Regions from separate parts of the Mus musculus genome. Here regions 1, 2, 3, 4, 6 and 7 are each linked to region 5. The links are chromatin loops, found by intact Hi-C in ENCODE. Cell type or tissue: left cerebral cortex. All regions are shown on one strand.

Evidence for each region. A loop is a pair of places that touch in the nucleus more often than their neighbours do. Peaks named below come from ENCODE experiments on the same cell type or tissue, not always from the same donor. Only the 100,000 strongest peaks of a DNase experiment are listed, where the experiment ranks them.
Region 1: a loop joins it to region 5, with 5 times the contacts of the local background. A loop is called at or near these places in 10 of 42 quality-filtered maps.
Region 2: it touches region 5 in a loop (5-fold over the local background); 9 of 42 quality-filtered maps call a loop at or near these places.
Region 3: a loop joins it to region 5, with 10 times the contacts of the local background. A loop is called at or near these places in 10 of 42 quality-filtered maps.
Region 4: a loop joins it to region 5, with 5 times the contacts of the local background. A loop is called at or near these places in 15 of 42 quality-filtered maps.
Region 6: it touches region 5 in a loop (5-fold over the local background); 15 of 42 quality-filtered maps call a loop at or near these places.
Region 7: it touches region 5 in a loop (11-fold over the local background); 2 of 42 quality-filtered maps call a loop at or near these places.

What each region holds. Positions count from the first base shown.
Region 1 is chr2:147,191,711-147,195,710 of GRCm38, reverse strand. The region is part of intron 1 of Nkx2-2os (NK2 homeobox 2, opposite strand); the gene reads right to left. It also overlaps a transcript of Nkx2-2 not described here. Among named protein-coding and RNA genes, the nearest start is that of 6430503K07Rik, 6.3 kb to the right of the region's middle. In left cerebral cortex, a CTCF peak has its summit at 1,927; DNase peaks (open chromatin) are centred at 1,930 and 2,438; H3K4me3 peaks cover 1,551 bases.
Region 2 is chr2:146,832,524-146,836,523 of GRCm38, reverse strand. Gm14114 (a long non-coding RNA gene) reads left to right here. Exons shown (of 4, transcript XR_375064.4): 3 at 1-644. Gm34978 (a long non-coding RNA gene) reads right to left here and starts at 2,684. Exons shown (of 3, transcript XR_003953940.1): 1 at 1,178-2,684; 2 at 1-154. In left cerebral cortex, no CTCF peak of the experiment used is centred here; DNase peaks (open chromatin) are centred at 1,471, 1,652 and 2,226; H3K4me3 peaks cover 1,240 bases; H3K27ac peaks cover 260 bases.
Region 3 is chr2:147,081,282-147,085,281 of GRCm38, reverse strand. It overlaps Nkx2-4 (NK2 homeobox 4), which reads left to right. Exons shown (of 2, transcript NM_023504.1): 1 at 1-387; 2 at 793-1,406. The coding sequence ends at 1,406. Among named protein-coding and RNA genes, the nearest start is that of Nkx2-4, 2.1 kb to the left of the region's middle. In left cerebral cortex, no CTCF peak of the experiment used is centred here; a DNase peak (open chromatin) is centred at 1,691.
Region 4 is chr2:147,370,804-147,374,803 of GRCm38, reverse strand. Pax1 (paired box 1) reads right to left here. Exons shown (of 5, transcript NM_008780.2): 5 at 1-1,090. The coding sequence ends at 999. Among named protein-coding and RNA genes, the nearest start is that of Pax1, 7.8 kb to the right of the region's middle. In left cerebral cortex, no CTCF peak of the experiment used is centred here; no DNase peak of the experiment used is centred here.
Region 5 is chr2:148,037,717-148,041,716 of GRCm38, reverse strand. It overlaps 9030622O22Rik (a long non-coding RNA gene), which reads left to right and starts at 1,231. Exons shown (of 13, transcript XR_866820.3): 1 at 1,231-1,576; 2 at 3,478-3,582. In left cerebral cortex, no CTCF peak of the experiment used is centred here; a DNase peak (open chromatin) is centred at 2,173.
Region 6 is chr2:147,360,923-147,364,922 of GRCm38, reverse strand. It overlaps AI646519 (expressed sequence AI646519), which reads left to right and starts at 2,130. Exons shown (of 2, transcript NR_040330.1): 1 at 2,130-2,572; 2 at 3,091-3,382. It also overlaps a transcript of Pax1 not described here. In left cerebral cortex, a CTCF peak has its summit at 2,404; no DNase peak of the experiment used is centred here.
Region 7 is chr2:146,213,089-146,217,088 of GRCm38, reverse strand. Cfap61 (cilia and flagella associated protein 61) reads right to left here. Exons shown (of 27, transcript NM_001369121.1): 27 at 2,057-2,494. The coding sequence ends at 2,294. Among named protein-coding and RNA genes, the nearest start is that of Insm1, 6.9 kb to the left of the region's middle. In left cerebral cortex, a CTCF peak has its summit at 2,164 (motif pointing left); DNase peaks (open chromatin) are centred at 501, 958, 1,298, 2,174 and 1 more place.

The DNA.
Region 1 (4,000 bases), 850 kb after region 5:
ACCTTTCCCGGGAAGACTTACACCCCTCAATCTAGGCTGGGTAGTGCACCAGGGGAGGAGACTGAAGCAGAGGCCCAGAGGTCTGTGACCTCCTACGAAGTGCTATCTGCCTTGGACTCGCATATCTAGAGTAAATGCGCTTTCACACATAAATAACGTGCCACATCTGGCCCTTTGGTTTTATGGCGTCTTAGCGACCAAGCAATTTATAGATGGCGACCTTGTTAACCAGCAGCCAGGGCTCGCCAGGAGCTACACCGCGCCGGGCACTGATGGGCACAGAGGAGGGGGGTCGAGTGCAAGGAAGACTGTGGGCCCTGGTCTCCAGCTCAGAGGGACGCCACGGAGAAATCCCACCTCGGATTGGGGGAGAAGGGGCCACGACAGGGTGGAAGGTGGAAACCCCCTCCCTCTCAAGCCGGCCATGTGGCAGCTGAAAGAGCCATCGAAGCCCAAGTGTGTTTGCGCTCATACCCAATTTATTACCGCTGAACATATGGCCAATATTTTGACTCACGTCAGTCGGGCTAGAAAAACAAACAGAGCGCTGCGCGGGGGAGCGGCCCCTCCGCGGAGGCTGCGGCTGCCGCGGGGCCGGGAGCGGGCGAGTGAGCGCGGCTGGAGCCCCAGTCCGAAGCTGGGAGGAGGGCGCTCGCCCGCAGCGCCACAACCCGGGCTCCCCAGCGGCAGGCCGGAGTACCCGAGGCCCGGAACAGCAAGCTAGCCGAGGCGGAACCGCGCCGCCGCACTCCAGGTGAGCCTCCTGTTCGCGCACGTCCTGCATGCATGCTTGCTCACGGGGCGCCCGCAGCTGCGGTCTAGCGGCCACCGGGCTGCAGAAGGAGCCGGGAGCCCAGAGCTCTCCCGCCCTCCCACTGCCAGGACACACTGTCTGTTCTCCTGGGGCTGACCGGCGCTGGGGTCGGTCTTTGCTACCGCTGGGATGCGACCACATCCCGGGCAGGGACCTCGCTACGCCTAGAGGACCAAGCCTCTGAACAGCTCGGCGACCCTCTCGTCCATCTCTAGATGGACTCTGTCCCAGAGTCACGGAGTCGGGAAGCAGCAGGTGGGCAGATCCAGGCATCTTAAGCCCTCCAAGGACTTGGCTGGTCACCAGGGGAAGGAGGCCTCGAGAAGGGACAGCCTCCTCCCTCTGGTCGCATTTGTCGTTGAGAAAAGTTTTACCTGCCACAGACTCCAGGTGTTCCCGCAGCCACACCTGACAGCACGTGGGGCTGCCTTGGGGGCTGGGGGGGGGGGGGTAGCTGGGCCCCTGCTGGAGTTCCCCCCCCCCACCAGCTCCGTGGGCAGGAGCGGCGCCCACTGCCACCACCGCCCACGTCGAGCCCTGCTGACCCTCGAGCCCCGCCCGGGAGGCCTGCGGCAGGGGGAAGGGCGCAGCGGGAGGGGGCGTCCCGGGAGGTGGAGGACTAGATAAAGGCGGGTGTTGAAACGCCGCGGAGCTGTCCCCGCAGCGCGGGGAGTGGGAGGCGGAACGGGCGCGTCCAGCGCCTTGTCAGCCTCCTCCCCACCGCCCCCGCCCCCGGGGCTCTTCGACTTTGCTGGCTGCAGTGAGGAAGGACGCGCCGCGGCCCCCACCTTTGAGGGGTGAGTCTCCTGGTGCGCGCCGCTGGTGACTCACGATTCAGCTTGGTAAGCAGAGGCCAGAATACCAAGGAATTTGGAGATGGCGCCTAATGAGAAAGGAAGGTTCCTTCTGGGGCGGAACTGGCACGCGAGTGGCTCCGGGAGCCGTAAGGAGCTGGAGGGTGAGCGGCGGGAATCAGACTCAAGGACCCACAGGGCTGGGGGCTGGAGTCGTAGACGGTGATCTTCGGGGAGGCGACGAAAACCTGCTGCTTGAAACATTAGTGTCTCCTGGGCCTCACCGGGCTCTGGACAGTTCTCATTTGTGACAGTAGAGATCGCCAGAGGATCAGAAATGAACCTTGGTGGGCCCTGTTAAAGTCAGGGTGTCTTCTGGAAGACCCCTCCACTGATCCTATCATACCCTCCCCTCCCCAGCTCGCAGACTCACAAACAGGCCTTTCTATGCCTCTCGCTACTTCTCCACTTTGGTGGCACTTGGAATTTGGTATGGAGAGGGGACGTTGCTTCCTGAAAAACCTTTGGTGCCAGGTTGGAGGGATAAGACAGAGACTCAGACGTCCCTATTCAGTGCTCTGTGCGGGAGGCCCCCGCGGGTGTGTGTCTGTCTTTGCCTGCACTTAGCTCCGACTGAGAGCTTGCCTTCCTCTCGCACGGGTGACTGCGTTGCCCATCAGCCCGCCTGGTCTGTCTTGAAGTGCTGAATGCTAACGGGTTAGGAGAAGCAGCTTGGCTCCCAAAGTCTGTGGTAATGATTCTGTCACGTGTTAAGGAGTAAATTCAGATTAGAAAGTGCTCTCAGCGCCTTGCATCCCTGAGAAACCCGAATCTCCCGCATTGGAATCGCCTTTATCAAGGGAAGGTCGGGTTTGGCTGGAAGAACGTTCCTGAAGGCAACAGTGATGATGCGTAATCTCATTGTGCCATATTTAATCATTAGAGCTGTGCTAAGGAATAAAGGAAAGGGATTCGCCCGCGGGGACGTGTCCTTTGGTTTCCCAATAAGCGATGATAATGGATTGGCTGGAACAAGGCTCCTTTGGCCCGAGGGGGGCTTAAAGCTACGTTTTTAAAGAAAATATTGGAGGGAGGCCCGTTCCATTTTGTAGTCTGCCCGCAGCCACATTTCGTGTTCAATTTAACATCCATGAAAGTTAAACGGCTTTTCTCGCCTCTTAGTTTATTGGATGCATTTTCAAAGATCTCATTAAAGTGCATTTATCAAAGTCCTAACATATACCCTCGGGGTCTTATGCCCACACAATAAGGCTGATTAATACAAGAAATCCCAATTTCTATGACAATTTACATCTTAGGGAAACACTCCCTTTGGTGGGGGCAGATAATTGGTAAAGTGTTATATATTTTGCCTCGAAAAAGAAAGGGAGGATTGCATCTCTTAACTATCTTTCTCCTGCAACCACATTTACCTGCTTGGGGACCCCAGGCTGTAGGTCTCATGACTAGGTCTGATCATTTTTCACTGGTTATCTGCCAACATAATTGGAGCTCAATTCCTGGGCTTGGAAAACTTATTGACCCCACCTTTTTGACGACATAGGGTACTCATCTGGTTAGTACCTTTCATCCTACCTTTCCTGCTTTTAAAGAATTAATGCCATGGTATGTGCCAAAGACAGACAGACAGACAGACAGACAGACAGACAGACAGACAGACGGGCAGGCGGGCGGGAGGGAGGGCGGGAGGGAGGGAGGGAGGGAGGGAGGGAGGGGAGAAAGGAGGGAAGAAGGGAGGGAGGGAGGGAGGGAGGGAGGAAGGAAGGAAGGAAGGAAGGAAGGAAGGAAGGAAGGAAGGAAGGAAGGAAGGAAGGAAGGAAGGAAGGAGAGAAAAACTCACCTTAAGCTTGAACCCACAGTAGACTGTTTTCATCCAGCCAGCCTCCATGACTGGCCCATCTGCTCTATATGACTGGTGAGGTCAGGTTCTTCCCTGCTAGATGTCTGGCCTCCCTGCAGCATTCACACAGCCTCTATCAGTGCACTTGCCCCAGGGGCAAAGGTACATGCCAACCAACTGAAGCTAGAGCTGACTTTCCACAACCCCCCCCCCACACACACACACATACACACACACTCCCAACTTCATTTTCTGGGTTTGGAAGGGAGCTGAGTGGTACTCCTGGGCCACAGTGTCAGAATTTCTTTCACGTGGGATGGCAGAGCTGATACCCCAACCTCTTGCAACCCCAGCTCTTGCCAAAAAACCTCCTTGGGGCCTGTTTTTGAGGATGCCTTTTAAAAAAAAGTGATCTTTATGACCACTCACAGGAATAAGGATGGGAGCCATTTTCCATGCCCGTCTATTTAGAGTGCATACCACTCTCTGCCTCCAACCAGAGATAAAATAAACCTTTCTCCTCCGACAAAA
Region 2 (4,000 bases), 1.2 Mb after region 5:
TCACTAGCGGTGTCTCGCCCTTCCGGTCCCAGGTCTCTCCTCCTCAGAGCCTTGTCACTACCGCCACCGCCAGCAAAACTTCACGCTCTCCAGCAAGGCTTTTTCTTCTCTAGCGGCTAGAGCCAGTCTGGGATCCACGACCCCAAGGGTCCACCTAGACAGCCAAAGGAGAAAGCTGCATTGGGGCATCAGGCCCTAGTGGAATGGGAAGGAGGAGAAGACTAGAAGCGAGCAGAGAACATTAGTTCACTGAACACGCACCACCATAGACATTTTAGAAAAAAAAAATTTAAGCCCTCTGAAGTTGACCGTTTTGCTCTGGTTTAATTGACGCTGTTCAACTGAGTGACAATTGTTCTGCGGATGGGGCCATCCATCCCCACCCCCGCACTCAAAAAAAAAAATAGTCTTTGCTTCTTGGTTCCTTCATGCCAAGGGGCAAAGTGTGTTTAAGACAGTTTTGGCAAACATGTCCTTTGGAGCTTTGCTTTGTTAGATTTGTGTTTATGTACTTCGGGGAAGGTGGATTAGATTCTTCCTCTCCAAGATAAACTGAAGGCGGGATCCTGGTGCCTTTCCCTGGCGCACCCCCATTGCTGGCAGGAGCAAGAAGGAATCTTTTGGTGGGCCAGTTATACTAGGAGGTTAGTGACCTACTGGGGAGCTTTCCCCTTTTGGTGGGTCTGGGAGGAGCAAGGGAGAAGGGAGCTATGGGTCTGGGCCTTTTGGTAAGGTTCCAAGAGCCTCAAATTCCTCTGTATTGGGCTGGCGCTTGGGGCAGAGTCGGTGGAGTCTGGGAAGACATGGGCTGTCCAGCTACTATGGGTTGTTGGGGAAGCAGAGGATTTCACTGGGCATTTGGCCTCGTTCTGAGAACCCTTAGCCTCCGAGCTCCATAGGACAGCTTTTCTTCCTCATCAATAAAAGTCTATCCAAGAGCCCCAGTGTACCACCACCCCCCACCCCCAATACAAATCTGGGCTGTGAGCCTTGGATGCTGTCCTCTGGAACTGAGGAGAAAAACGTAGGACTCGACTTCCCAAACCTCCAGATCTGGCCTTGCGTATCCGGATCCAGGGCAAGTCTGGGACTGACCTCTGCATCCCTCTGGCGCCAGCTCCAGGCGGTCCTTAACACTAAGGCGATCGTGCAGTCCCTGGCGCCGCACTTAGCTCACCTCGAGAGCCTCCAGGCGGGTCATCCTCAATTGGAGTGCCCCCTTTCAACTCCCCACCTCTTCCGGGTGGACTGCAGACCCCCCCCCGCACCCCTCTTTCTGCCAAGTGCTAAGGCCACAAGGGCAGCTTTTCTAAGAGGTTGGAACCAAGCGGTTAAATTCCGCGGTTCAGGAAAAGCGGTCTTAAGGCGATCCAAAGTTCACTGCCTGTGCAAACCGAACCTCAGAGTTTCTGGTTGAAGAGCCGTGCGCCCTAGCAACGGACTTGGGGCCGCTGCAGAGGCTGCTGAGTAGTAGACTACGCTCCAGGAGCCACCGAGGGGACTCCCCGGAGGATGTGGGAGGACCTTTCCCTTCTCACAAGCCTTGACACTCTTCTCCCCGGCCGGAGTCGGGAGAGTGTAAATTAGGGCGGACCTCCAACATCAGCTGGGGAAGTCATGCCCGCCCGGGCTAGGCCTAGAAGCCTAGGTGGGACAGCTGTTACAGCTCCTGTCGCTTTGGGGAGTGGCTAAGTAGGTCAGCCACTTTGCCCACTATTACCGCCCCCCACGGTCGCTCGCGTGTCAGTGCCGGTCCCCGCGCCACCCTCGCTAGCGCGTTGTCCCTTCAGGTCGCCGCGTTTACCAGCGCGTTTTGTTCCGCAGTTGGATTCCAAGCTGAGGGGCTGTAACCGTGCTCTCCTCCGACGGACGCTAATCAAGTAATTTCCCCATCCCAGTCCCATCAAATTGCTCTTTAGCTGTTGAACCACGGAGTTTTGCTCGTCTTTTCACATGCTAATCACGCCCATTCAACGGCTCTCGGTGGGGCTGTTTGTCGCGGGATAAATCTCCTTGTTTGCCCGCTGCATGATTAATTGATATTGTTGTCTGGCTTTTGTGGGGACCGCCAGGAGCTGAAAGGCGACGCGTTGTGGCTGCGCCGGGGGCCGCTGGAGACATCTTCGGGCTGCGGAGGTCCCCGCAAGGTCGGGCCAGGGCTGATGACATTATGCGCCCGATTTGGTTTTCCTTATTAGAACGATGATGAAAGACTTGGAGACCCCAGTCTTTACAGCTCACCACCCGGGCGCAGAAAGCACACAGCATTTAAGCCACAAGCGCAGACAAAGCCCTGGCATTTGCTCAATTCAGGGAAATGAGTTGGGTGTCCAAACAGGAGACAATTACATCTTCTTTCGGCCCACCCGGGATTTCAGTGGAGCTGAATGTGGAAATACCAAGTAGAGGTTTGGATTTTCAAACAAAGATTTTTTTTAAAAATTGTTTTTTGATTGAGGACGCTAAAGATGAGAAAAACAGTTAAAGAACCAGCAAAGGGAGCCATCGCTGCTGCAAACAGCGGTCCAGCAGACGCCTTGCAAAGGCGCCTAGGCACTGGACACTGCTTGTCAATTTGCAGAAGTGCGCTGTTCTGCTAACCGGCTTGCTAGCCACCACCAAAGTCCGCCCAAATGAGGACTAAGGCCCCAGTCACCCTGCAAATTCCCATTTTATTTAACGGCATCGTTCCCTACTCGATGCTGTATTTTTCTGTAGTGCAACCAAACCTCCAAATTCCTTTGCCCTTCTCCCGCCCCCCCCCCGGCCCCCGCACCCCTCTTCTGCACCCTGGGGTTTTATCCTCCACGGACATCCCTAAAACTAGGAGATTCAATTAAACAATTCCAGTTACGCAGAGCTCCTACGGTCTGCTTATTGCAAATATTTCCTTTTTCGAGTTCTTAAAAGAAAAAAAAAGGCAAAGCAAAGAAAAGAAACTGTCGCCTTCGCTTTCACTGCGCGCGGGGTAATTGATAGGCGCCATCAGAGGTCAGAATTTGCATAAGAATTAAGAGCAGTAAATTAATTTAATATTCCGTGCACATCTCCAATTATTCCTGGAGACCTTTGTCTCCGCGGCTGCCAGAGAGGGGATTCAGCTGCTCTTCAACCAAACAACATCTGTGCGGTTAATAATTTGATAAACAGCTCATACAAATAGTTTCTGAATTATCTGGCTGCCCAATGACTATTCAGTTTGGAAACGTTTTGGCAGGGTCTCCCTGAGTCCTCTGAGGGTCTCGGGCTCCCGCCCTGACATCAGCAGAAGACAATGTGTAAAATAAGTCATTATCATTGAGTAATAATCCTAACCCTTAAAAAAAAAAGCCACAGCCTGGGTGTACAGGGTTAGAGCAGGTCATCTGTTAGAGATTTCGCCTGTGATGAATAAACAGGCTGGGGCTGGGCAGAATGTAGAGCACACTGTGTATAGGAAAGCCTTGGGGTGCTGAGGAGAGTGCAGAGATGTGCAGCTAGACCTCAGAGAAGAGTCTTGTGGAATGATGAACTAGAAGAAAACCAAGGTGTGGGAGAGGAGCCGATGGAGATGAAGTTTTCACTATGTTGCTTCTGTATCTTTCATTTTTCTCTCTACACATGTGTTATTTTAAAACAAATAATGCACACAAAAAGTCACAGGCCCAGAGAGTAGGTAAGCTATGTTGGCCCCTGTGGGCTTTGACTCATTTGTTTCTATGCTCCTCTTGGAACATACCTCCTCCTTTCCACCATGACTCACCCACCAGTGTCCTGAAAACAGCTTCTCACAAAGCTCAGGTGAGAACAAGGCAGATGGAGAGGGCCCCCCAAAAGCTTTAAGTTGGCCCAAATAGAGAACCAGCCATTATAAGATGATGCTGTCCTATCTCAAACGCAGTCCCAATTTAGACACAAACCCCTCACTGTTACTGTCTGTAACACACCGAAGATGTCATGACTGTCATTGTGCTCTTTTATCTTCCTGCCGCCCTCAGCAAAGCCTCTTCCTGACAGAAAG
Region 3 (4,000 bases), 960 kb after region 5:
AGACCTACAAGAAGTTCGGCGGCGTCATGGACGGTGCGCCGCCCGGCCTGGGGGCGCCCCTGGGGGCCGCTGCCTACCGCGCGCCACCGAGCGGCCCCTCCTCGCAGGCGGCGGCCGTGGCGGCGGGCATGCAGCCGCCCCACGCCATGGCCGGACACAACGCGGCGGCGGCAGCAGCGGCGGCAGCGGCGGCGGCCGCGGCGGCCGCCACCTACCACATGCCTCCCGGCGTCTCGCAGTTCCCGCACAGCGCCATGGGCAGCTACTGCAACGGCGGCCTGGGCAACATGGGTGAGCTGCCCGCCTACACGGACGGCATGCGGGGCGGCGCGGCGGCCGCGGCCACCGGCTGGTACGGCGCCAACACGGACCCGCGCTACTCGTCAAGTGAGCGGGGCCAGACGCGCGGGACTGAGGGCGGGCTGGCGGCGCGGGCTTTTCCCGCCACAGCCGGGGCGCGAGGGTGCTGGCGTCCTGGTCAGCGGCGCCCGAGGGTCGACGCGCGGGGGGTCCTGGCACGCGGCCTCGGGCTCGCGAGGGGTTCTGGGGCCAGGCTGGGGACGCGCGGGGCGGCCCGGGACTCGCGGGGTTTCTCGGGAACCTCCTGGGGCGCACGGGGGTCACCGGGCCCCCGGGTGCGCGGAGGGAGTGGGGCTCGGGCCGCGGCGCTCGTGGGACGCCGCGACCCAGTCGGGGGCCCCGTGCCGTCACTTAAAACGAGCGGGGCGTCGGCGGGAACGGTTCTCGCAGGCCCGGGGCTCACCGGCCGTCCTTCTTGGGCCCCCTCCCCAGTCTCCAGGTTCATGGGGCCGTCGGCGGGCGTGAACGTGGCCGGCATGGGTTCGCTGACCGGCATCGCGGACGCCGCCAAGTCGCTGGCACCGCTGCACGCGGCCGCGCCGCGAAGGAAGCGCCGAGTGCTCTTCTCGCAAGCGCAGGTCTACGAGCTGGAGCGGCGCTTCAAGCAGCAGAAGTACCTGTCGGCGCCCGAGCGCGAGCACCTGGCCAGCATGATCCACCTGACGCCCACGCAGGTCAAGATCTGGTTCCAGAACCATCGCTACAAGATGAAGAGGCAGGCCAAGGACAAGGCGGCGCAGCAGCTGCAACAGGAGGGCGGCCTGGGCCCCCCGCCGCCTCCGCCGCCGCCGTCGCCGCGCCGCGTGGCGGTACCGGTGCTGGTGAAGGACGGCAAGCCGTGCCAGAACGGCGCGGGCACCCCGACGCCTGGCCAGGGAGGCCAGCAGCCGCAAGCCCCGACGCCCGCGCCAGAGCTCGAGGAGCTGTCGCCCAGCCCGCCCGCTCTGCATGGTCCCGGGGGCGGCTTAGCGGCCCTGGACGCGGCCACCGGGGACTACGGCGGAGGCGTGCTCGGCGCCAACCTGCTCTATGGCAGAACGTGGTGATGAGCCCCGAGGGTCTGCCTGCGACTCGCAGGATCCGCCAAGAAACTGCAAGAACGGATGGGGGAAATGTACAGATGCTGACCCTTTAGTGCATGGAGATAAGAACGAATGAGTCACGGAGAGGGTCAGGCTGCTCTGAACCTCTTTACTGGGGGTGGGAGAAGGCAACAGCCCCGGACCGAATAATGTGACACCACACTCTGAGGTGGTGATTTCCCTTCTTTCAGAAGTTCCTAAGTTATGCGGAAGAACTGACTGACGGAATACGCATTCACCACGTTCCTAACCAAAGCTCTCAAGAGTTTTAGAAGTCGGAAACTTTGTTGGTGTTTGTATCTCTATAAATCAACCAGCTTTTCACGATGAATCCTTGAAGTGGAATTTATTTTGGGAGATTAATTTGCAAAGCCCCTCCCCTAAGTGCAATTTCGTTAATGCTTGATTGAAAGTAAATTGAATTGTAGCCCAAAGTGGATCATATACACAGCAACGTGATTGCTGAGGAATAACTGCCATTTGGGTAAAATAGAGAAATGGAATAAAAAGAATCGAAACACTAAGTATACGGATTGTTACCGTTTTTACATTTAAATGCTGATTTTAAAATATTTTGTTCATTATTAGGCAACCAAGTAATTGTATATTATCCTAGAAGAGTACAACCCCCATCCCGACCCCAACCCAAGATGCAGCTCATTATTTTTTAAAAAGGGTTATAAAATACTTTTTATATAGAATCTGGCCTTTCCAAATCAGCTGATAAACATACCCTTTTATCCTATAAACATGGTATTTATTTTCTTTAAAGTATTTTTACCTGAATTTGGACTCCTTGGCAAAGTACTAGAACAAACAAGTAAAACTGACACTATTACCACCAATCTACTTCAAAGCAAGTTAAAAAGAATAAAGGTGATTTATTGAATTGTTATCATAATATACAGAAAAAGTAAGATAATTATACGTTTCCATCATATTTAGAACGTAGTTGTTGCACCAATTTTATCGGTGTTTTATTGTAAAATAAATATATTTACTCTATTATGCCAATTAATATTTTCAGCATTTCAAATGAATATTTAAATATAACTTTAAAAGGCCTTAAGTACTTTTGCTAAAAGTCAAGAGGTCATTTCTTTTTAAGGGTTGTAGGGATTTTTTTTCCTTTTTTCCTTTTGGCGAGTGTGGCAACACAGCTCTTTAATCATTAAAATAGTCATATTGGAGGAAATAGAACCGACTGAATAGTGTGAACTTATAGGACTAATGGAAGTTAAAGAAATAATATGCGCAAAGCATGCTTCCAAAGAATCAAAGCAGATGGTCACCAGAGATACCAAACCTCTTCTGCATTTCTATGTTTTAGAACAAACCTGAGTGCGAAACACTATTTCCTCTCATGGTTTGAACATTTTTCTGGAAAGTTCAAAGGGACTGCATAGAAAGGTACATAGAAGTCAAACTTGCACTTTCTCCAAAATGTATTTTATAAAGTAAATTCTCTCTCTCTCTCTCTCTCTCTCTCTTTTTCTCCATCTAAATTAACTCCAGTTCCTTTCAAGGCAAGAAAAGGGAGGGGGCATGGGGCAAAGAGATTTGTCTTTTATCAAACCACCGTTGTGCATTTTTGGAGAGTGAGATTTAATTTTAAAAGCATTTAATAAAAATCTCAGTAGACAAAATAGTTTAAAATGGTGTGATAAACATACAGAAAATTCTCCCAGGTTGAGTTTTTGCATTATGTAGTAGATTGACTTCAGAAATCAGTATTAATCTTTGCTGGTAAAGCTATTACTGATGTGCTGTAGTTCAAAGTGCTTTGTTTTCATCTGTTTGACTACACTACCTCTAGCACATGTTTTAAAAATTCACACCATTTGCAATAATTTTTTTTAACAGGCCATCACTTACAAAACCAATAGCTTTATAGTCCATGGGCATGCAATGATACCCTTAAGAAAAATAAACCTATAAGAGTTCTACACACACGTGCACACACACGCACACACACACACACCCGTAGCTTATTTCCAGACAAAGAATCCTTTAAATTAAATGAACTCTATTGGAAATAATGTCACCAGAAGCAAACAATCATTTTCCATTTGCTATTTTCTGAAAGTACATGTACTGTAGCCATATCTTTTTCCATTCAGCATTTCTTAAGTAGGAAAAAAACAAAACAAAACAAAAACAAAAACCAAGCTTGAGGTAATTGCTGCAGAGGGCTTAACATTCTACACCCAGAGACTTACTGAGCACGCCCCATAGGAAAAGGTTCGATTCCTGAAACATTAAAAGAAATGTTTTTTACTATAGAATTCCACTTTCTGATTAATGCAAAGCAAAAGCCTTTTCCTTCTTTTGCAGTTGGTGCTTCACAGATCCTTTATAAAAATACAAACGGCTAGACTAGGTGAAACTCATTAACTGAAGAGGAGGATAAGTGTCTCCACAGCCAAGAGGGAGAACTGGAGCAGGGGCTGGGTGGAACAAAGCCCTCTCAAAGTTTAGCAGAGGCCATAGCAAAACCGGGTTTCAGAAATGCTAACTCTGCAGATGTGACATTTTGCAGTACATTTTGGCGTCTAGCA
Region 4 (4,000 bases), 670 kb after region 5:
AAATGAACCTCACCACCCTGAAGCAGTTTGTTCTTCAAAATTAACAAATGTACTGAGCCCCAAACACCCGAAACCATGCTGATGGCTCTGGAGGTACATTAAGGAGTGTTGGGCATATCTGGCTGAGAGATAAGCCTAGTCTTTAATTACTAAAAACACCACCAGTCCCAACACCAGTCCCAGCATCTCTTTCTCCTGTCCTGTCTTCTTTTGGGTGACATTAACGTAGAAACAAAGCCAGCCTAGTCACTGGGCACAGAAAAACAAAAGGTTTCCAAACAATATTCTTGGGGTAGGGGCAGCAATCCAAGGAAGTTGTACTCTTGTTTGTTACTATAAAAATATATGATTAAGGGCTTTGGCTTTGCTCCTAGGTTCAAGCCCCACTCCCTTGGGACTGTGGCTGCTCAGGGGAGTGGGGGGAGGGGTATAAAGGAAGGTTGGGTCCTTGAAGAATGCACTGAAGTTTTCCCCACCCGCGGATTGAAGAAGTCGAGCCTAGGGAAGCTGTAAAGACCTTTGATTGTGAGAAAAGTGTGTGTGAGGAGAGAGAGAGAGAGAGAGAGAGAGAGAGAGAGAGAGAGAGAGAGAGAGAGAGAGAGAGAGAATGCAGAAAGAGAAAGGATTGAGATGAGAATATAAAGGAGGGAAGAGAGAGAGAGAACAGGCGGAGGGAGGGAGTGGAAGAGGAAGAAGAAGAGAGAGGAAGGATATGGATGGGAAAAGACAAAACAAAAATAAATTGAGGTGGATGCAGGAGTCTCTCTCCGAACTAGGAAGGTTAGGAGAACGCAGCCATCTAAAACCAAGACTCGGAAAGACCTAAAAAATTCCAGGGTTTCCTGAAGGAAGCACCGGCGGAACTGTTGAGACCAAAGCAATGCCGGGGCCCCAACTCCAGGATGCTGCTAGCGCAGAGGTGCAGAGGTCGAATGAGCTGAGCTGCACTCCCGGCCGGCTCCTCTGAACCGGGCTGTGGCTCTGTGAGAGGACAGCCCCTAGGAGGTCGAGGCTGGGATGGGCAGTCCGTGTAAGCTACCGAGTGCATCCGTGGCCTTGCCTCCCGGGCTGGGGGGCTTCCGGTCGGTCCCTGCGGAAGAAGCACAGGAGCATCGGGTCACCGCCCAGAGCCTAGGCTGTAGAGCAGGATGCCAGCAGGTCACGGACTTGGGGACGCTCACCCTTCCGTGTCCCGTTCAGGGAGCCACTCCACAAGGCGGGCTAGTGGATCTCCTCAACAGGCCGCTTCTCCAGTCATTCATTCCTGATGATGACCACAGAAGCAAGGGGTGGTGTGCACGTCTTCAGCTCCTAAGGAGACTTCATGACTAACCTGGCGCTGACCCTGCAGAGCATGTCCTCCCGTCCCCGACCCACCAATCCACTCCAGACCCATGCGAGATAAGCAGGATTGAGGGGCAGCTTAGGGTGTCTGGAGGTAGGCCGGGTGCGGAAAACGGGCCACCAAACATTCTTGGGGGCCTCAGACTTGAGCCAAGGTGGAGCTTTAGGTAAGCAGCGGAACACTGCGGCCACAGCGCATCCTGGGGCCTGTGGGCCTCTGGATTAAGTGGCAGTGGGCTTGCCAGATCAGACGGTATTCTGCGCATTGCTCTATTATTTGGGGTTTTGGGAAGGGGCCCAAGTTTTGCTACTGGAAGCCAGAAAGTGACGCCACGATTGTGCAATCCTATTTTTCCTTTCCCCAGAACCCGGATCCGGCTGGCTGTGCAGCTTTTCCTCGCACCAGGAGGCAAAAACAAATTATCTCTGACGGGGGGTTTTCGATTTTCTTTCCCTCCTCTCACAAAAAGCCACTCTCTAACGCATCAATTCCAATTCGTTGAGGGGGAACTCTGATTTGCCAGCTCCAGGCAACTTTGAAGTAACAGTACACACACACACACACACACACACACACACACACACACACACACACACACCAGGTTAGTGCAATATTTAAAGAGATAGATATACAGACAGTCCCGACCAAAGTCCTCCAGGCGATACCCCCACCTCTCAGTTCACTTTACTAAGCACAGTTATGACTGTACAGCCAAATATCCAGACATCTTTTTCCATCCTGATCACACACTTCAAAAGTGAGGACCTGTTTTTAAAACATGTGAGGCGAAGGCTTCTCAGGCAGAAATGACAAGTGGAGAAAAATAAACACCCAGGAGCCAGGAGATGAATTCCACCCCCACTTTGGGAAGATTCTCCCGTTTTTGGAGTCACTTAGCATACTCTAGTCTCTGGGAACTGTGACTAGGGAAGACAACTTAAAAAATATGGGAATTGCAAGAACATAGCATATGACAGAGAACCAGGAGAGGCTGGGACTCCACCAAAGGAGAGGGAATAGGAAGGAGTTTCATAATTTGCAAAGGCTATCTAATCGTCCATGACAGAGTTCTCTTTTGGTATTGTCCAAGCACCAACTCTGGATTAGCAATAATCAGAACAAAATTGCAAATTCTCTTTAACAAATAAATAGCAAGTCTTCTTCCTGGAAGCCTGAAAGTGACACTCATAAATGTGATTTTTTTTATTCCCCCCACCCCTTATTTTTAAATCTCTCCTGGGATCAGTTTTTGAACGTTAAAGTTTGCTGGTTTCTGAAACACGGGAATGCCTTTGAAGTCAATGTGGTCCCTCACCTTGGGGAGGAAAGTACTGGCACAGAGACCTTTGGGTGGCTGTGGAGGTTCTTAAAAGCCCATCCCCTCCTTGTGAAGAGAAGACTTCCTTATTCTTCTCTCAGTTCCAAAGAATTAAAGTTCCCTTTCAGGAGAAGGGAAGCATCAGCAGTCATTCCTACTTTCTTGCCTCCACAGGAGGGAAAACAGAGTTGCTACCTTCCGCCAAGACAAAGGCAGTAAATTGTGAAGCACAAGCTGATATTCGATGAGGTTCCAGGTTGAATAATGAGTAAGATACCCATTTGCAGCTAACTGGAGGAACACACTAGTGAATATTGTATCCTGGATACACATTGGGTCATCAAAATAATTTGATTTTTACTGGGTATATTTATATTCATATGAATACAAATTCCTATTGTCTCTGAAAAGACAATTTTGTATCAAAAAGTTAACTAGTATTAATTTTACTATTATACAGTAAACAAAAAGTAATGACAGTAAACTCTCATGAAACAATTTTCTTTGAACACATTAATTGTTTAAAAAATTGTTAAAAGCAAATGGCACTGGATTAGATTACTTTGCTTTAACTCTTCAAAGTCCAGTTAAGGGGCAATTCTTTCTGCCCATGAGAAGAATGTAAATTCATACTGCAAGGGAGTATGTAACTTTTACATTTCAAAAACAGGTGCTTAATGAACAATTCTGTTTACAACCACTGAGCACAAATGCTTGCAAGCCAGCCTGAGAAATTGTTCACTGGAATGGATGTGAATAATTCCTTTAACACATTTTTTTAAGGCACTGTATGGATCAGGATACTAACTTACTAATTTAATAACCAATGTAGTTAACTTGGTTGTAGGTTCTGTATTTTATTGTAGGAGATGGATATGATGGTCACAGGGGTTCTGCCAGTGAGGTGTTCTGTATTTCTGAAAAGGGGGTGTCTGATAAAAAAAATCAATCAGGAATAACCCCCAAATACAGATCCCTCCCAAGCTGACTACAGGTCTTTGGAGTTAGTGAGTGTGTGATCACCTTTGGATCTTATCCTTGATACATCACAGGTTTTTATGTGAGGCAGAAGCACCCTCATGACCAAGTGGCCCTTCTGAAAACTACTTCCTTTTGGAATCAATGAACTCTTCAGTTTACTATGTCTTCCTTCTCCTTGGGACCAACCCAGGAGAAATCACTTAAATTCTTGACTAAATACTTTTAACTTGAGTAAGCCTGCTCAGTTAAGCAGGGTGTGGCAAAGCTCATTTAAATATCCACACCAACAGTCCCACTTCCGTGTGAGAAACTGAGTGAGGGGGAATTCACCCTGAGACCCTTCAACTGTCCTTAAA
Region 5 (4,000 bases):
CAGTGTCTCAGGAATGGTGTCTCCCTTCTACCAGCCAGGGCAAAGCTGTTTGTTAGCTTAGGAAGCTCCTATAGGCAAACCACACTTGAGGCCCAGGGACTGAATGGGTATTTTGTGAGCCTCCAGGAAAATACAAAGACCCCAAATAAAACCTCACCAATCATTTCCACCACTCTGCAGATTTTCCAAATTGACGGGTAACTGTAGAGGAGGTCGTGTTTTGCAAAAGGAGCCTCCTCACGCTGACCTGCATCTCCTGCCCTTGAAGCTGTCCCTCCCGCCCGCCCCCAGTCTGACTTTCCATAGGCCATTCCCATGGAAAGAAACATAAAAGAGTTATGTCTGTTAAAAACCCAAGCAGGCATCAGAGGTGTTTCTACTAAGGGACTGCTGCTTAGCCCCGACATCTTGCTATGCCTAATTATTGCAACCTGGAATGTCCCACAAGAACCTCAGCCTGACCTCCTCTCTGATCCATTTCTGCCACTGCTCATCTCCATCCCTCCTCCGCAGGCCTGGCCTTCCTTTGCTCGTGTGTGTGTGTGTGTGTGTGTGTGTGTGTGTGTGTGTGTGTGTGTGTGCGTGTGTGCGCGTCTTCCCCCAACCCCCACCCCCAAAATCCTATTTTAACAAGTCACATTGTTCCTCAGAACACAAGGAAGAGAAATTGAAGGAGGAGGGATTCGCAGGCCGCGGCCAGCAATCAGGCCTTCTCTTTGCTGGGCCAGGACACACACGTCGCGAGCCCAGCCTGAAATGTGTTTCATTATCACATAAAAGGCTCCTGTGGCGAAGGAGCGGAGAGGCAGGGCTGGGGGCCGAGTGGGGGGGACAATGGAGACTGAAAGCGCTGCCCTAACCTGCTATGTTTCTTATCGCTCGCCCATTGTTCGAGGGTCGTTTTAAACTACTTAGTGCGCCCCCTCCACTGATCCCTGCCGATAAGATATAGTTCTGTACGAATACATAAAAAGGTTGTCGGGGAGCTGCGCCCTCTGAGACTTTTCGGCCCTTCTGGTGTCTTCCTCACAGACCACGTCAGCTTTCCCCCCCCCCCCGGGCCCCCCCAGTTCCAAGTTTAGGAGCTCAGGGATCCCTCCCTCCACCCCAACTCGATGCATTGCTGGGTGCAGCGGCTCTCCCCCTTCTCTTTTTCTTCCTGTTGCCCGCCGCCTTCCTCGCGCTGGGGTTTAAGCAACCGTGATCTGTGAATAAACAAAGTCAGTAAACAACCGAAAAAAACATTCTAGATCCGAATTCCAGGAGGGTAAACTTTTCATGCCACGTCACACTTCAGCAAATTTGCACAGATATTATATTGCCTCCCCCTCCTTTATTATTCTTTTTTTTCCAGGATCCCATTGTACTTAACTGAATTTTATAACGCTGATCGATATCTTGGTAAAATATTCATTTTTAAACTAGCGGGCAGTGAAATCTTTGCTTTGTGTGCTAAAGTCAACAGTCGCTCGGTTTGAGCTCAAATAAATGCAGGGATGCCTCGGCTGGGAGCAGTCCGCCGCCTCCCTCCGAGCGCAGGACGCTCCGACGCCCGCTTGCCCGCAGGCCACCGCAGGTAGGGAGAGCACCCACTCGGGGGCCACGCCCGGGCTCCCCGCACAGAGTCCGCCCCCCACTCGGGTCCACACGCCTACCCTCCCCCAGTCGAGCTAGCTCGTGTGCCTCTGAGAGGACTGGGAGGTGCACCCAGCTCAGGAAGACCCAGGAGGTTGGGGAATAGTGTTTTTGCAGGGGGTGGGAGATTCGTGACTGCACGGCCACTTAGAAAAACCAGGAGTCTAGGAGTTTAAAACTCTCGCAGTTTCGGAGTTTGGTTCCTGAGGCGATGAGAAACCCAGACACTGCAGTCACTCCAACTGGAGATTCGAACAGGGAGCTGCTAGTTTCATAAGAGCTGGGGTGCGCGTGTGGTGGGGGAGCGTGAGCGCGCCCTTGGCCTCACAATCTATGGTCGGGGACCGCCGGTTTGTGCGTGAATCTGGGGGGATATGGAGGAGGAGGAGCGGAGGCCACAGAGTGCAGGGAGCTTACAGCTCTGAGTGTGTTCTATGCTGTTTCCCAGATCCCGGCAGACTAGGGCACCTCCAAACCCCTGCAGGGAAAGAGAAAGCGCCTTTCCTAAAAGCCGAGTCACTTTAGTTCGCAAGAAGCACTGGCGTTTACGCAGTGGAGAGCCACTGGGGTCACGAGCTGGGTCCTGGAGAGAAAGTCAAAGCGTGCCGCGGGTCGTCTATCATCCCAGTCCCATTACAAGCCAGTCGCACCGCCTTGTTTTAGGAGCGTGATCCGGTGTGTTGCACTTGCGCGTGTAGGGGTCCTAGAACAGGACTTTGGAAGATAGACTAGGCTCAAGCGCTTCTTTCCGCTGCCTGCAGGAAGGTGCCAACCTCACCTCACTAGTTTCCACTGTAGCCTGCTGAAAATACAGTACCCTAAAGTTCTGAGGACAGGGTTCAGAAAAGACCTCTTTGGGGACAGAGAGGTGGCTCATCAATAGGCGATTTGACTTGTAAGAGTAAAGCCCAGGAATCGTTGCTCACCGGTGGGGTGGTTGTGGAGGCGGAGGTTGGGGAAGAAAAAGGAAAAAAAAAAACTATCTTTACTACTGTCTATCTGTCCCGCTCATTATTTCTTAAACCCTCGTTCTCCGTCTTTGCCTTAAATGCCCGGCAATGGAAGAAACCCACTCCCAGTTGGGTTTCCCCTATCACCCTAACTGGAAACCATTCTAGGCTGCATTGCCATCTGCAGATGGGGAACCCAGTATGCTGAAATGGTCCAACCGGCCCTCTGGATCGATGCTATGAGGGCATCTTCGAAAGTGGGGCCTAGGCACACCCTTTTGTGCTGCTCTGGTATCCGGACACTGCAAGCCAACTCGAACACCTCCGTAGCGCTCCAAACCGGGCTCTGCCTAGCGTGGCTGGTGCCTTCCCTGGAACGAGAGGGAAAGCCTGCCGGACGTTAGGCGAGGCTAATCGTTTTTAAATAATTAATGCCTCCCCATTCCGCTGGTAATGCAAGGCCTCGAATCCGTCAATTACTTGTCATTAGACGAGTGTCGCCCCACGGCCTTCCCTCGAGCCTTTGATGGCGCCGGGTCACCTAGCCCAGCCCACTCTACGGCGGAATTAAAAGGTGCCCGGCCTTTGAGAGCCGGTGCGGACTAGCCATGGCCCCTCAATTCTGTAAAGAGTTTTGAAAGAAAGACCCTCGGTGAAGAGATGTAATCTTTCAAATGGCCAATTTAAACGCCCGATCTTTATCGCCTTCCTCCTCCCGGCTTTATACAGAAAAAGGCAGTTCGTTGTGCTTTGGGGGGCTTTTAATGTGGAAGTGGGACGCGGGGGTGGAGCGAGAGATAAGGCTTAATAGGGCATAGGGGAAGGCGTTTGCCCCTGGACTTACCTGGAAGTACCTTGAAGCTACTGTCTATTTTTTTTCCTTCCCCATAAGCCTAAGGTGTGGGGAAGGCTCCCTCTCTGGAGGAGCAGGTCGGAAGACCTCGGTGCAAAAGCAGGGACCCCCTGGCTGACCCTGTTCTCCCTCTGCAAAATAAAGGTATGTAACAAAGAGAATGAATGCCAAGGATGTCCCCTATTCCTCCAGCTATTGTGGACCCAGAGGTGCTCTGCAGCCAGACTGGCTAAGATCCACACATAGTCCTCAAGTTCTGCTTCACAGGACAGACACCGCCATCCCTCAAAAAACCCACCCTAGGAGGCCCACCCAGACTGTGGTGACAAAGGAACGAAGATTCACACCTGAGGTGTCTGTTGAGGCAGGGATGGCCTGGCCCTGGCTGCTGCACCATAGTAACCAAGGCCAGCCAGGGGTGCTCCAGTGAAATGGAATTTAAAAAAACAAAAAACAAAAAACAAACAAACAAACAAGGGGAACCGCCACCAAAAGTTTGCAACTTAATTTCTTCTGGTCATTGCCTTGCTGGGTCTAGTAGGTTTTTGTAGTTGTTTTGTTT
Region 6 (4,000 bases), 680 kb after region 5:
ACCGAGCCTGGCGTCCCCCTCCCCGCCCAGAAACTCTACCCCTCCTCCTAGTTCTTGGCTTCCCCCCTCCGCCTTTCTCTTACCCTCTCCGGAACCCTTACCCCCCCCCACACACACACACACCCCACCCCACCCACATACACACCAGGAATATACACCACCCTAAACCTAAGCCAGATCCTGGGATCATCCAATCTTTGTTGCTTTTTATGGCCTTCCTAACCTACTTCAGGAAAGGTAGGGGAGTCATCTCAAGTTGATCATACATTAACAATCACCTCCACCGCCATTACTAATAACCCGTTGGAAGGTAGAAGTTGATCCTGGCACGGTGTTTTAGCATGTGGCTATCTCCACCACCTGCTGCCCTGAGGAGAAGAGACAGGTCAGGTGGATACAGAACCTGGGGAACCACCAAGATGAAAAGAAAGAGGTCCAGCTTGGAAGGGGCATCGAGGAAGGGTGGTCCACAGTGGCTTATGGAGCGGACTCTCCCAGATCCCATTTCTCATGGTTGTCCATCCTGTACTCATAACAGGAGTGCCTTTGGAGTAACATGAGGTGATTTCAGTGACCCGAAAGGAGCACAGCATTCCAGGTTCTGCCTCGAATGACAAAGCCCACCCACCAGAACTCATTCCTCTCCAGTAAGTGACACAAGGAACAAGCAGGAAAGGCAGACTTGCTGCTTCCTGTCCCCAACAATCGGGCAATCTTCAAAAAACCATAATGGTTGCTGAGCTCCTGTTCCAGATCCAGACAGTCTCTTTCAGACAGGCCAGGAGATCCTGCCCGCACTCCACACACACACACACACACACACACACACACACACACACACACACACTTCCTCATCCGTCTGGCCTAGACATTCCCTGGCACCAGTAGTCTTCCAGAGGTCTCTGCTAAATGACCCTTCAGCTCTGGTATTAAAAATCAACTCTTCTAATTCATATCCATGCACAGTGCTGGGCCTCCAAGCTGGCCTTCATAAAGGCAGCAATCCCGAAGGAAGCAATGAGCTGGTCATGGAGTTCTGCACCTCATGCCGTGCCAGCAGAGCAAGACCTGGGAATTCCCAGGTGAGACAAGTAGACACCAAGAGCTTTGGGGCTAGTCACAAAATAGCCTGATGGAACCCCAGGAAACAGCCACAATCCTGGACCTTCCATGGAGTTCAAACCACCCCTCAGGAATCAAGAAAATGCCTCTCCTCACCAACACACATCCCTCCATCTCTAGCTCTTCAGAGCAGCCTGGAGACTGCTCAGTGTTCAAGGGCAGTGATGTTGTTAAAGGCTCCTGCAGGTTGACTCTGTCAGCATAGCTTCAGGAGCCTCGCTGGAAGCCCTGACCACTTTTCTCCCTTTTCTGGGGGAGGGGAACTTTGATGGACCGCATTCAACCCATGCAAATGTGTGTCAGAAGGACCTTTACCATAAATTCCTGGCTCTCCAGGGAAACTGTACAACACCCAGTAGTCTGGGATTGGTGTGAAGGGAACTGTGAAAGAGAACTGGGAGATTCGAAAGAAGAGGTATCTCTGTCTGGCCGCCCATAAACATAGTGCTAGCTCAAGCTCTAAGAGTTTCAGAGAGGTTGCTGGGATGTGGAAGAGGTCTGGGGGACCCGTGCACCCTTGAAGGTGCCCCAACCCCCCAGTGAGAACAGTAAACACACGGAACACCAGGCCCATTAGAACAGGGCAGCCTTCCGGTAAAGACCTAGAGAACAACATAGATTTAAGGTGGGCATGCTAGGTGTAGGAGCTTTCGGTGGGGTGGGGGTGGGGGGCTGCGGAGAGCGCAAGGAGCAGAGAATGAATGCACTTGGGGGGGGCAGTTCCTTGAGGCTTCTCTCTTTCAATTCTTTTCAGATCATTTGGTATTTGAGAGCCTTTAATCTAGAGATTCATTTCCAGGATTTCTAGTCAGGCAAGGAATATTAAGAAATGTGCGATCCTTTGCCATCTGACTCCGCTAGGTGTGAAAAACAGCTTCTATCCCTTAACCCAAAAATGCATCAAAGTAGCTAGCTAAAGGCTGAAGGGCTGGAGGAGGGGGGTCGGTAAGCCAGCTCAAAGAGTAGCTAAAGTTAGCTATGCCACAGAGAGCTGTTTCAATGAAACTATCCTTTGCTCAGTCTGCCGCTTCCTCTGCAAGAAGCTCGGTCCAGACAGCACCAAACTCTCTAGAGGAAGGCCCACTGGTGATCCAGGAGAGGAGAAGGTGGAGGAGCGACTTAGGAGATTTGCACTTGTGGCGGCAGGCTCTCTGGAATAACTGAACCTGCCAGGCTTCCCCATCACCATGTTCCCTCCTCAACAGCCAGCTGCGTGCCTGCTCGACCACACAGTGGTCAGCAGGTCTAGGCTTCAGAAAAACCTTACAGTTTGTCGCCCCCTGTCGGGTCCGGTCCCGGCTTGGCTGCGCAGGTTCCCGCGCAGCTGGCTGGATGAGGTGGCGCAAAGGTTGGAGTGCAGAAGGCAAAGTGTCTCTTCAACTTTCCGGGCTGCGGCTTGGTTATCTCCACCGCTCTGGAGCAGCTAATGGTCCATGAGGCGCACGCAAAGGTAAGAAAGCTCGTATACTTCACTTTTGGTTTGATAAAATAGTATTGCATGCGCTAAGCCCGGCGTGCAACCAAGTGAGCGAGTAGTGGTTTCCAGGAACGTGGAAGTTCCCGGGCTGGAGAACCTCACACAGCGAAAGCCTGGTCCGCCCTGTGCTGAAAGCTCACAGGGCCAGAGGACTAAGGTGAGGGTCTCTAAGGGTTCCTGGCTCAGGTATCCCAGGGCAGAGAAAGAAGGTGAGGCAAGCTTCATAGGCGTTGGAAGTTAAAGAGGAGGTTAAAAGAGAAGCGAGTCTTTCTGGGGACTGGAGGCTGGGAGCGGAGAAAGTCGCTAAGAGCCAGAGAGTCACCAGAGCCGTGAATGGAGGACCCTAATGTTCAGGCTGAATGAGTCAATCTCCAAGCTTCACTTCTCTGCACCATCTTGATTTTTGATGGGATGGTGGTGCGGGGGAAGTTATTTGGGTGCAAACGAAGCGTGCAACGGGCTGACTGTTCCCCGGGACTCACACATTTCAGGTCTCCAGCAATAAACTAAACAAGCAGAAGCAAGTTCCACTCTGGACCCGCAGGTGCGCGGCTTGATTCTGCCGGGAAGGAACCCAGAGTAGGAGCAAACACGCCGCTTTCGCAGAGCAGCTCTGAAGTAGCCTGCGTCGGTTTTCCAGCAGCCGGGGACTGGTAGAACTGGGTTTCGCTGCTCCAGTCTCTCCTGACTCAGGCCTTGCACTTTCGTTGTTTCATGAACACTGAGAAGTGCGTTACATGGTTTGAAATTAAAGTCAAACAAACGATCTCTTTTCTTTTAAAATTCGTGTGCTGGTTTGTTTTGTCCTTTTTTTTTTTAAGCAATGCAAACTTCAGAGTACTTTGTGTAAGGATTCTGTGTAAGGACAGACTACGCAACGGACTTTGTGTAAGAAGAGCCTACTTTACTCTTTAAGGGCATTTTACAATGGACAATTTTACCACTACACAACACTTAAAAATAAGAAAATGCTTTTTTTTTTTTTTTTTTTAGTTTGACATGTGGCCAGGTGCAAGAAAGCGTTGGAGGCAAAGCCTTGGGGGACTACAGGAATCTAGCTCATGGAACAGTGTAGACTGCAAGGTAGATACACGGACAGTGGGGACAGTGGAGAGTGACTGGGATGAAAGGGAAGGATAGGGAGAAGGAAGACTCACAGATTAATTGATCTCAAAGATCAAGTCAGCATAAGGCCTGTGTCCCTTCCCCACCTTAGGGAGCCAGTGTTTTCCCATCTGGAACGCAGGCTCCTCCCCACCTCCAGTTCCCACGGAGAGAGTTTCCCCCAGGTTTGTGTTCACCTTGCCTGTTTGAGTATCCTCCACTCTTTGCAGAGACTCTGTTTATGTCTGCTAGCCTGGAAAAGTCGGGTAGCAGTCTTAAAAGCTGCTCCAGCCTCTC
Region 7 (4,000 bases), 1.8 Mb after region 5:
TTTAAGGGTAAATATTGATTGCCTGATTTTAATCCTCCAAACATATTCTCTCTCTCTCTCTCTCTCTCTCTCTCTCTCTCTCTCTCTCTCTCTCTCTCTCTCTCTCTCTCTCTCTCTCTCTCTCTCCTGTGATATTTGAGTGCGATAAAACCAAAAGGAAGGAGCCATCTGTGGCAAGGAGGAAGCTACATTTCTTATTTAAGAACTGACATCTGCGAGAAAAACATTAGAGGCATCTGTGAAGCAGTGTTTGGAAATTTAACTTTGGCGTTCCGCTTCACAATATTCTTTGGTTACAAACAATAGAATCCCCAGATCAGGTGAGGACCCTGAGATGTTCCCTTTGCATCTTTAGTGTGAGCTCTATCATCCAGAGTCCTTCCTGTGCCAGTTTCAGGCTGTGAGGGCTTCGTTTCTTAGGAAACTTGTTCTTAACGACTGCACATATATTCGAAACCCCCCTAGATTCAGGAACTTGCTTTCTAAGAGCGGGACAAGGCTTGAAATGTCACCTGACACCCTCTGTAGGCCACGATATGCTTCAGATATTCTCACACCTGTTGTGATGCCCACAGCTACCTTTTTAAAGGCAGCAAAGAAAACACTGCAGTTAGCAGATTTATGCAGGGACTTGCTGTTAAGGTTAATGTAGTCCTCTGGGGTCACTTTTGTGTAACTAGAGGCTTTATCATGGTAATAGTTGCTCACAAAAGTCATAACTGTTAAACCAGCTCCCTGACTTTGTTCTGTAACCTCTAGCCCAGCGTCCCAGGGCCTGGCACCCAAATGCTCTACATTTGCTGATGAGTTTGACCCAGGACGTCTCAGGAAAGGGACAAGGGAAGGAAGAGTGTCTGGTGCCTGAGCTGACACCCCTGAAATATGTGCTGGGTGTGAATTCTGAAGCATGGGCCAGCAGCGATTGGTTGGGCCGCATTCAAGTGCTAGTCTGTAGCAGCTGGGCCACCGCTGCCCTCCCATCACAGTCCCACGTTTGTGTAAAGCCCATGTGTAAAGGCACGAGTGACATTGACTTGCTTTTATCTGGTGCAGAAAAGACAGTGTCCTGGAACAAGTTTGTTGTGAGAAATGTCAAACAACCTGGTTGCTCTAAGTGCTCAGAAAGCTTGTGGCAGAGCGCGTAGACTTCTGGTTCCCCACCTCCCTGCCCACTTTGCCTTGTGGGGTGGGTGGGTGGGGGGTGCTGGGAGAATCTTGCCTTTGTGTGGGTGAGTGGGAAGGTGGGGGTGATAAAACCCATACTTGTGTTCATAAAAAACAATTTCAAGCCCTACTGTGGGTCGGTTGTGCCGCACTGCTTCTGTTTGTGCCTGAGTCCATATGCTTTGGGGGTGGGCAATTAAAACTTGCTTTAATTAGAAGAGAAAAGAAGGCTCCTTCCTTCCTTCCTTCCTTCCTTCCTTCCTTTCTTTTTTTTTTTTTTTCTTCTTTCTTCTTTAGATGGTTTCACTTTGCAGCCCAGACTGGCCTCAGACTCACTATATAATATAGATCACTGCTTTTGAATTCATAGCGATCCTTCTGTCTCCGCTCTGCTAGGGCTGAAGGAAAGGGAAAATGTCTGGTCTACACTGGGCATTTGAGGAACCAGTCCTGCCCTACCTCACTCCTCCAGAGAGCAGTGTCAAACAATATGAACTAGAGTAATGTCCCTCTTCATTTCAGAATTTGAGATCTGTATATTAATTTCCTGGTCTTCTATTTTTTTCTTAGCCTTTGTGTTCATGGTCAGCAAAATGAATACAAACAAACAAACAAACAAACAGGAAGGCTCTGAAAGTAGCCTCCTTGGTTTCAAAAGGTCAGGTAGGTTCCACCTGCTCCTCCTGAAGGGGGATTACAGATTTAATTTCTCCTTCTCTGTTTACCAATTTCCCATTCTGGCACATAATTTTCTTTTTATATCACCCACTATTAATCGGCACACATAGGGTTAATGGAACTGGCAGCAGAACATTCCGGGAAATCGAACAGAATCACACACAAGGTTAAAACAAAAACAAAAACAACAACAACAACAAAACAAAACAAGTTTTGCTTTGTAGGAGCTCTTTTTATCGCTAGAGTGGCTTATTCTGCTCTGAACATGCCTGTTTGTAAAGTTCCCTGGCTTAGCAGGGCCACACAGCCTAGCGCCACCTACTGGAATACACGGAAAACACGGGAGGAAAAAAGGGTATAATAGTGGGGGATGGGGGTTGGGGTGTTCTGTCAGCACTTGGCTGACAGAGAGTGGAAGTGATGCCAGCGGGGGGTGGGGCGCTGGCTACAGCTAAATGATGCCTGGCCATGCGTACATGGGCAGGTGGTACTGGTTGTAATGAAGGTAATCTAGGATGCTCTTCTCCAGCAGGCTTTTGTAGATGGAATCCTCAAAAACCCTTTGGAGGTATTTCTGGGGCTTCTCATTCAGGTTTATTTCTTCCTCCTCTAACCGGTAGGCTATCTCCTCCATGGTAGGCTTGTCTTCCTCCTGTGAATGCAGTTAAGAGACCAGAGTCAGAACTTCCTGCCACTCACTGTGGGGCAGAGGCAGCTCCCCAAGGGAGCTTTGTCTAGCTTTGTAGAAATTCTTCATAAAGGTGATGTCTTAGTCAGGGTTTCTATTCCTGCACAAACATCACGACCAAGAAGCAAGTTGGGGAGGAAAGGGTTTATTCAGCTTACACTTCCACATTGCTGTTGATCACCAAAGGAAGTCAGGACTGGAACTCAAGCAGGTCAGGAGGCAGGAGCTGATGCAAAGGCCATGGAGGGATGTTCCTTATTGGCTTGCTTCCCCTGGCTTGCTCAGCTTGCTCTCTTATAGAACCCAAGACTTCCAGCCCAGGGATGGTCCCACCCACAAGGGGCCCTCCCCCATTTATGACTATAAATGGGTTCTATTTGATCATCATGGAACAGTGAACTGGATCTTACAGCTGGATCTCATGGAGGCATTTTTCTCAACTGAAGCTCCTTTCCCTGTGATAACTCCAGCCTGTGTCAAGTTGGCATACAAAACCAGCCAGAGCAGGTGACAAAACACACACACTGCACAGTTATTCTTATCATTTCCAGTGGACAGTTAAGTACACTCACAGTGTTGCGCAACTGTCATCCCATCATCCACCTGTCTTCAGAGTTTGCATCGCAGATCACAGAAACTGTCTCTGCCAACAGGAATACACAGTCCTGAGCCCCGTCCACCCCCAGTCCCTGGCTCCTTCCTGGGGCAACTCAAGCAACTGCAGCCACACACTGTTTATGTTTTCCTGTAAGAATTCTATTTATCAGGTAGCCTGATTTTACCAAGGATAGTAATTATAAGTCCATTATGTTTGTTTGTTTTTCAGATAAAAATTATCTGCTTGCTTTAACATTTGGTCAAGAAACCTTCTAGGTGGTTTATTGCCTTGGATCTTGGCCAAGGGGTAGAGTTTAAGAACCTCAGACATTCTCAGCCCAAATTCTTATTAACATCCTTAAACACAGGACTCAGCAAGAATGAAGTAATTTGAGACTACACCTAATCCACAAAGTGTAGAGGTTTCTTACACATAGCAGGTGGTGAAGGTGCACGCCTTTAATCCCAGCACTTGGGAAGCAGAGGCAGGCACTTGTCTGCGAGTTTGAGGCCATCCTGGTCTACAGAACAAGTTCCAGGACAACCAAGGCTACACAGAGAAATCCTGTCTAAAAAAACCCAACCCAAATCAAACCAAACCAAAACACCGTTTGTTCCCAAACACACAAGTTGAAAACTGCACACACCTCCCCTGCACACCACTCAAATTCCCAGAGTGGTCCCTGCTGTGGGGTTTTGCCCATCTATAGCAGGTTTGTGACTAAGGATTTTGAGCTGGTGTGCTCTTGCCAGCACGGTGACAGTGACTACTGATCCCTCAAACCAAAGTCACAGTGTATTTACACCGACTTCCAAATAGAAATAATCATAATCATAATAATTAATAGTAATAGTTATTTGTGAGGTCCTACT